Linked DNA regions of Homo sapiens: region 2 is linked to region 1. Evidence: chromatin loops called from intact Hi-C (ENCODE). Cell type or tissue: mammary epithelial cell. All regions are shown on one strand. Each heading gives the region's core, and the rest is flanking DNA. Links, peaks and the distances in the headings are about the cores only.

Region 1 (4,390 bases), core at 74-4,073:
AGAGGTCCTCACTGCCAGCCTGGTAGTCAGCAGTCCAGCTCCAGAATCCCACCTCAGCATCCGCATTTTGCAGCTCACTCCCGGCACACACGATCATAGCTGGAGCTCCCCACAGGAAGTAGACTCTGAGATAAAGATGACCACACAGAAGTTTACTGGTACCCCAGGAGCAATACCTTTGGAACCGAAGACTCGTAGGGGTAGGGAAAGAGCAATGTTGGGCAGAGGAAGATAGAGCCTCAACATCGTCCCAAGTTTGGGTGAAAAGACTGGACCTTTAAAAAACCCTACTGACCAATCACTGGATGCAGCTGCCCAGAAAGGAGGCAGGACCCGAGGTCAAGATGATGCTCTTCAGCTGAGGAAACTCCCAAAGAGGACGGCAGCTGCGGACTGTCTGCTGTCCACAGCAGCGCGTGGGGAGGTCGGCCTGCAGTCCTGGAGGGAATCTGGGTGGCTAATCACGCAACCACTAGATTAGGTACAGATGCAGGCTGGTCCGAGACAGGATTCTCTTGCGACTGCTCCAGACGTTTCTGTTAGTAGAAAGCCAGATCACCCGATGGGCGGGGAGAGGCGCGTGCACTGTTTAACGTGGTCTAACTCAGACCAAGGGTGGGGGAACCCCCGCCCGAGGAGGAATCTGTTTTTAAGCTGAGATTAAATCAAGTGCGACCCCTGATTAAACTCAGCCTTTTGCTTAACTGTACTTGTCAATATAACACATAATTGGAAGCTTTTAAGCATATTTGGGACAATTTGGGTGTGAGTCTACCTTTTCAACTGTAAGTTTTACAAGATGTAAATGCAGATCGAGTATTTCTCATGAAAATGTAGCATCCAGGTGGAGATGTGATGGAAGTGCAAATTACACACTAGGTTTGAAAGAGTGTAAGAGTGTAAAATATATCATTAATAATTTTAAAATACTGATTACATGTTGAAATATGTAGATATATTGGGTTAAATAAAATATATTATTAAAATTCTTTTTTCTTTTTTTTTTTTTTTTGAGACGGAGTCTTGCTCTGTCGCCCAGGCTGGAGTGCAGTGGCGAGATCTCAGCTCACTGTAAGCTCCGCCTCCCGGGTTCATGCTATTCTCCTGCCTCCGCCTCCTGAGTAGCTGGGACTACAGGTGCCCGCCACCACACCCGGCTAATTGTTTTGTATTTTTAGTAGAGACGGGGTTTCATCGTGGTTTCATCGTGTTAGCCAGGATGGTCTCATCTCCTGACCTCGTGATCCGCCTGTCTCGGCCCCCTAAAGTGCTGGGATTACAGGCGTGAGCCACCGCGCCAGTCCCTCTTTTTTTTTTTTTTTTTTTTAAGAGACAGGGTCTCACCACCACACCCAGCTAATTTTTGCATTTTTTTTTTGTAGAGAAGAGGGTCTCACTATGTTGCCCAGACTGGTCTCGAACTCCTGGGCTCAAGCGATCCGCCCGCCTCAGCCTCCCAAAGGTGCTGGGATTACAGGCGTGAGCCACCGTGCCCGGCCTCTTTTTACTTTTTCAGTAGGGCTACCAGAAAATTTAAAATCATCCATTTGGCTCGCCTTGTATTTCTTTTGTATTTCTTTGAAACAACGCTGGGTTAGGAACAGTAAGGCATAGCTATATGCAGTTTTCATATTGGCCACCAGGTGGCAGCCTTATACCGGGTGGTTTTCAGACTCTTGGGAGGCCGGTGGGTGGAGCGGGGGACAGACGCAGATTTCACCAGCAAGTGAAAAAGTCCCTTAGCCAGGTTTGTGCTTGCTATTCCATTTTTATATTACTTACGCCTCACATTTATTTGTATGTAGATGGTTGTTGACATAATAAAATACATGTAATTTCCTCTGTGTTTAAGAGCAGTTCTCCCTCACTGAGCTGGGAGTTTCCTTAAGAAACCTGGCTCTTAATTATATAGAGAGAGACTGGGCGCGGTGGCTCTAATTATATATAGAGACACCCAGCGCGGTGGCTCACACCTGTAATCCCAGCACTTTGGGAGGCCGAGGTGGGTGGATCGCCTGAGGTCAGGAGTTCGAGACCAGCTTGACCAACATGGTGAAATACATGTCTCCACTAAAAATACAAAAATTAGCTGGGCATGGTGGCATGCACCTGTAATCCCAGCAACTCAGGAGGCTGAGGCAGGAGAATTGCTTGAACCTGGGAGGAAGAGGTTGCAGTGAGCTGAGATTGCACCACTGCACTCCAGCCTGGGCAACAGAGTAAGACTCCATCTCAAAAAAAGAAAAAAAAATACACACACACACACACAGAGAAAGACAGGGTGACAGGGTCTTGCTCTGTCACCCATGCTGCAGTGCAGTGGTGTGATCATAGCTCACTGCAGCCTCGAACTCCTGGGCTCAAGTGATCCTCATGCCCCAGCCTCCTGAGCAGCACATTACAGGTGCCACCCGCTGCACCCAGCTACTTTTTCTTTTTTTTAAAGGAGTCTCACTATGTTGCCCAGGCTAGTCTCAAACTCCTGGCCTCAAACAATCCACCCGCCTCTGCTTTTTTTTTTTTTTTTGAGACAGTCTCACTCTGTTGCCCAGGCAAGAGTGCAGTGGCACCATCTTGGCTCATTGCAACCTCTTGCCTCCTGGGTTCAAGCAATTCTTGTGCCTCTGCCTCCTGCGTAGCTGGGATTACAGGCATGTGCCACCACGCCTGGCTAATTTTTGTATTTTTGGTAGAGATGGGGGTTTCACCATGTTGGCCAGGCTGGACTCGAACTCCTGACCTCAGATGATCCGCCTGCCTCTGCCTCCCAAAGTGCTGGGATTACAGGTGTGAGCCCCTGCGCCCGGCCGGCTTGATACTATTTTTAATAGTCGACTTTGGATCCCACTCCTGTGCCCAAGCTCTCTCTCATTTTGCTTTTCCCCTCTTCACACATCCATTCTCCAAGTTAATTTCTCTTCATGTCCTTATAATTAAATTCCATCTATAACCTTAATTCCAACCTATTAGACGCATCATCAGAACGGCTGACAGTGCACGGGCAGAGAAAGGTATTAGGAAAGCCAGTGAAGTAGAAAATGCAGGAGGGAGCCCATTCCATTCCTGCCAAGATGCCGGGTTAGTGTGGAATGTTGGCTGCCCCCCAGGACCAGCCATGATAGATTTTTTTTAGATGGAGTCTCACTCTGTCACCAGGCTGGAGTGCAGTGGCAAGATCTCGCCTCACTGCAACCTCTGCCTCCTGGGTTCAAGCGATTCTCCTGCCTCAGCCTCCTGAGTAGCTGGGACTACAGACACCCACTACCACACCTGGCTAATTTTTGTATTTTAATAGCAATGGGGTTTCACCATGTTGGCCAGGATGGTCTCAATTTCCTGACCTCATGATCTGCCCTCCTCGGCCCCCAAAAGTGCTAGGATTACAGGCGTAAGCCACCATTCCCAGCCCATGATGGATCTTTAGAGGGAAACATCAAGAGACAGGAAGACCTGGGAGAAGAAGCAAAGATCGGAACCTGTGGTTACGTGGGGAGGCTAGAGCTGTGGCCCAAGGCAGAAGGCTGTGAACTCGGCTGTGCAAGGAAAAAACAGGAAGTGAGCACCAGGGTTCTGCTCTGCTTCCGACCCAGCTCCAGGGCTTTGGGGCAATGGGTGCCTGCCCCTGGCCTGCAGGTGCCCTCAGGATAAAGTGGGTCATGCCGAGGCACTGTACAGGGGAGGAAATGAAAAAGACTTAGAACTATAAAGTGTGTATCAAATTGCAATAAAAAAGGCCAGGTGTGGTGGCTCACACCTGTAATCTCAGCACTTTAGGAAGCCGAGGTAGGTGGATCAGTTGAGGTCAGGAGTTTGAGACCAGCCTGGCCAACATGGTGAAACCCTGTTCTTACTAAAAATACAAAAATTAGCCAGGCATGGTGGTGGACACCTGTAATCCCAGCTATTTGGGAGGCTGAGGAGGGAGAATCACTTGAACTCAGGAGAGGTTGCAGTGAGCAGAAATCATGCCACTGCATTCTAGTCTGAGCATAAGAGCAAGACTCCATCTCAAAAAAAAAAAAAAAAAAAATACAATGAAAGCAGTGTTTGGAGGAAAGCTTGCCTCCTGAAATACTTTTATGAGAAAAGAACACACTGAAAATTACTGAGCTGAGTATCTAAATTTGTGATGTTAAAAAATCACAAATGGATACATACAGATTAGGAAGCCAGCATTACCCTGATACAAAAGCCAGATAAAAACATCAGAAGAAAATTACCAACCAGTATCTCTCATGAATATAGATGCAAAAACCTTCAATAAAGTACTAGCAAACTGAACCCGACAGCATATTAAAAGGATTATACACCATGATGAAGTGGGAGTTATCCCAGCATGCCAAGCGCTATAGGAAATAACAAGAAAATCCATCAGCGTAATATGCATTAA
Region 2 (4,390 bases), core at 308-4,307, 350 kb after region 1:
CCTAATGGGGCATACATTCCCGATGGACAATGTAGAAAACAGTGACAAGTGCCGCTGACAGAAATGAAGCAGGCTAAAATTAGAGAATAATGAAGGTAAAATTTAACAGAAATTGGCCAGGCGTGGTGGCTTATGCCTATAATCCCAGCACTTTGGGAGGCCCAGGTGGGTGGATTGCTTGGGCTCAGGAGTTCGAGAGCAGCCTGGGCAACATGGCGATACCCTGCCTCTATTAAAAATACAAAAATTAGCTAGGCATGGTGGCGTGCACCTGTAATCCCAGCTACTAGGGAGGCTGAGGCAGGAGAATCGCTTGAACCCAGAAGGTGGAGGTTGCAGTGAGCCGAGATCGTGCCTCTGCACTCCAGCCTGGTGACAGAGCAAGACTCTATCTCAAACAAACAACAAAAAAACCCAAAAAGAATTTAACAGAAATTTTTAAATATTCAGGATGACCCAACTTGTTGGAGTCCTGAAGGAAGTGAAGTGATGGGGTGCAGGAACATCTCAGAGAGGAGGGATCCAGGCTAATCAGGTACATGTGCTCTGGGTACCCGTGGGATCAATGCATCTGGCAGAGTGGGTGAGAAGGAGAGCAGGGTGGAGAGAGGGGGGAGAGAAGTTTCGATGGAAAGGATGTGTCTCCCACAAATGACCTGTCACCAAGCTGGACTCTCACCCTCCTGGGGCTGGCGAAGTTTGGCTGTGCTCCTCTGTTATCACTTGGACCACTGAATAAATCAATTATTTAATTCCATTTAGTTGAAAGTAAGTTTAACATATGTGCAATAGCTAACAAAGGCAGGCATTCAAAGGCTACTACTTCTTTAACACAAATTCTAGGTCGCTATCTAACCTCCAACTGGTACTTAGCCAAGAGAATTCACATATCACACCACCACCTTATATCTACAACGTATATACAGGCTTTGGAACAATTTTTATATCCATTCATTGTCCCACGTGATTCCTCTGCATATCCCAGGAGAGATGTGGGTACTCTCATGCCCTGTATATGGATAGATAAATTGAGGGTGAGGTTATGAAACCCAGTGACAGAATTGGGACTAGGACCTTGTGGGACAAGGATCTTGGTTTGCTGACTCCTGATTCAGGGCTCTTCTATAATAGCTCATAAGAACTCTAACTGAAAAGATTTCTCATGGTTAAAGGAGGATAACCCTTTAGAGATACACATGAAATCCACACGCATGTACTGAGCAGAGTCAGAGGGAATTTTTTTGTTTTTTTTTTGAGACGAAGTCTTACTCTGTTGCCCAGGCTGGAGTGCAGTGGCACAATCGCCACTCACCGCAACCTCCACCTCCCAGGTTCGAGTGATTCTCCTGCCTCAGCTTCCTGACTAGCTGGGATTACAGGTGTGCGCCACTACGCCCAGCTGATTTTTGCATTTTTAGTAGAGATGGGGTTTCACCGTGTTGGCCAGGCTATTCTCAAACTCCTGACCTTGGGTGATCTGCCCGCCTCAGCCTCCCAAAGTGCTGGGATTACAGGCATGAGCCACCGCACCTGGCCAGAGGGAATTTAACATAGGGAATAAATAGTCCCATAGGTATTAGAGGACTGAAGACGTAAAAAGGGGATATCCCAGCAACACAGAGATAGTAGCTGCAGGGAACATTTCCCACACCTAGGACTAGAGAAGAAGGGGAAGCGGGTGGGACTGATAGAACTTAGAGGTTCAGGGAAGAGGCCTCGAAGAGCTGAGCCTCAGACTTCAAGAAGGGACCGCGGCCCAGATGGGGCCAGGACCTCTGAGCTTGGAGGAAGCATGCACTAGAGGGAACCTTGAAGCCGGTAGGAGAGGCGTCCTGCTCCTTCCTGTTTGCTGGTTGTCCCTGTTTGTGGCATCCACAGTGGTTCTTCACCCTGGCAGTGGTGACTGGTTTCATTTCTTTTTTTCTGCACTCCCAGAACAAGGCTCATCATGCCTCCTACTGGCAGAACCTAACAGGAAGCTGCAGGGGAAGAAGGTGGTTTCCAGCATCTCAGCAGGAACCTGGAAGCTGAGCGTAGGAGGGTGGGTTTGGAGCTGAGACAATACCTCATAACCAGCACACCACCTGACTGCAGGAATTGCCAGAAATTCAAGTGCCATTGTTTCCAGAGTATCCTGATGTGTGACTTTTTTCCCCGTCAGGAATTCCCAGCATCTGACGGTTTGTTGGAATTTTGTTTGGTTTCTGTTTTGTTTGCGTACATTTCATTCATTTAAGTCGTATTCTTTTTTTTTTTTTTTTGAGATGCAGTCTGGCTCTGTTGCCCAGGTTGGAGTATGGGTGGTGCAATCTCAGCTCACTGCAATCTCCGCCTCCCGGGTTCAAGCAATTCTCGTGCCTCAGCCTCCCAAACAGCTGGGATTACAGGAACCTGCCATCACACCCGGCTAATTTTTGTGTTTTTAGTAGAGACGGGGTTTCACCATGTTGGCCAGGCTGGTCTAGAACTCCCTACCTCAGGTGATCCATCCGCCTCGGCCTCCCAAAGTGCTGGGATTACAGGCGTGAGCCACTGCGCCCGGCCCATATTCTTTTATTAAAGGTTAATTTCCTAGTTTATACCAGTGTCTATTTCACCATATACTTGTCATCACCGGGTGCTCCTTTCTTTTTAAGCTAAAAATACTCTTTGGCACCAGTTGTGGGTCTCTAGCAAAGCAGAAACTGCCACTTCGTGGTTCCTTTCCACCTTTCTACCTGTATTTCTTTTTTTTTCTATTTCTTTTTTTCTTGATACAGGGTCAAAAAAGGCTAGAGTGCAGTGGCACGATCACAGCTCATTGCAGCCTTGACCTCTCAGGCTCAAGTGATCCTCCCACCTCAGCCTCCTGAGTAGCTGGGACTATAGGCATTCACCACTACCCCTGGCTAATTTTTAAATTTTTTATAGTAGGGCCTCACTATGTTGCCTAGGCGGTCTGGAACTCCTGAGCTCAAGGGGCTAGCCTCCCAAAGTGCTGAGATTATAGGCATGAGCCACAGTGCTCAGCCTTGTATTTCAATCTAAGATACCATTACTTATAAAATGAACCATTATTTTATATACCACTGATAAAAGAAAAACATTTCCAATTAAACTATGACACTTTTCTAATCACTTACTTTTTAAAAAGTTACTAAAAGAGCTTTTAGATTTAGACATATTTACACAGATATGTTTATTTACTTAGAAAAATATAAGCAAAATAGGTCGGGGCAGTGGCTCACGCCTGTAATCCCAGCACTTTGGGAAGCCGAGGTGGGTGGATCACCTGAGGTCAGGAGTTCGAGACCAGCCTGACCAACATGATGAAATCCCGTCTCTACTAAAAATACAAAAATCAGCCGGCCGTGGTGGTGCCTGCCTGTAATCCCAGCTACTCATGAGGCTGAGGCAGGAGAATCGCTTGAACCCAGGAGGCGGAGGTTGCAGTGAGAAGAGATTGCGCCACTGCACTCCAGCCTGGGCAACAGAGTGAGACTTCATCTCAAAAAAAAAAAAGAAAAGAAAAGAAAGAAAAATATAGGCAAAATAAATTGATTCAGGGATTCCTAAAACTTCTTTACATCCTCATCCTTTTGAGTAACACTTTAACTCAGTCAACAACCCATACTTTTCTATGCAACTTTGTCCTTTGTGCCATCAAACATGTTGGTGATACAGCATTAAAAGAAAAACAAAAACAAAAAACAAAAATTCAGCTGGGCATGGTGGCTCATGCCTATAGTCCCAGCACTTTGGGAGGCCGAGGCAGGCAGATCACTTGAGCTCAGGAGTTCGAGACCAGCCTGGCCAACATGGTAAAACCTCATCTATACTAAAAATACAAAAATGAGCCAGGCGTAGTGGCAGGAGCCTGTAATCCAGCTCCTTCGGAGGCTGAGGCAGGAGAATCTCTTGAACCTGGGGGGCGGAGGCTGCAGTGAGCCAAGATTGCGCCACTGAACTCCAGTCTGGGTGACAGAGTGAGACCCTGTCTCAAAACAAACAAACAAACAAACAAACAATTCATAAAAGAAACTAAAAGCCATTGGTCTGGGCCCTTAAGCAGACTTTGAAATTATGGAGAGCTTTCCTGTTTTTAAAAGCCTCTCAAACTTTCCCTTACTTGCTCTCCATTCAATTCAGGGGTTAAAAAAATGTTCTACTACTGTCTCTGGGGTTTCCTCTGAGGTTGCTGATGCCCCTTCTTTTTAATTGCATTTTTATTTTTCTAACACCTACCTCTTACACAGAAATGATGCCCCTTCTGCATGTTTTGATGCCGGCACAGGTGTAAGCAATGAGAACTATGCCATACCTGCCTCCTTGCCAACAGTTGATAACCACAGACAGGAAGACACTGATTTCAGGGATGAGAAGAAACAGGTGTCTTAGAAACACGGTACTC

Evidence for each region. Hi-C counts contacts between places; a loop is a spot of excess contacts. Peaks named below come from ENCODE experiments on the same cell type or tissue, not always from the same donor. Only the 100,000 strongest peaks of a DNase experiment are listed, where the experiment ranks them.
Region 2: a loop joins it to region 1, with 19 times the contacts of the local background. A loop is called at or near these places in 3 of 110 quality-filtered maps.

The regions. Positions count from the first base shown.
Region 1 is chr16:75,197,865-75,202,254 of GRCh38, forward strand. No RefSeq gene overlaps it. Among named protein-coding and RNA genes, the nearest start is that of CTRB2, 7.1 kb to the right of the region's middle. RefSeq lists enhancers at 1-448, 1,487-1,781, 3,633-3,712. In mammary epithelial cell, for the core only: a CTCF peak has its summit at 1,642 (motif pointing right); a DNase peak (open chromatin) is centred at 1,657.
Region 2 is chr16:75,548,473-75,552,862 of GRCh38, forward strand. The region is part of intron 2 of TMEM231 (transmembrane protein 231); the gene reads right to left. Among named protein-coding and RNA genes, the nearest start is that of TMEM231, 5.6 kb to the right of the region's middle. RefSeq lists enhancers at 1,707-1,776, 1,817-1,876. In mammary epithelial cell, for the core only: a CTCF peak has its summit at 1,963 (motif pointing left); a DNase peak (open chromatin) is centred at 2,009; H3K4me3 peaks cover 182 bases; H3K27ac peaks cover 648 bases.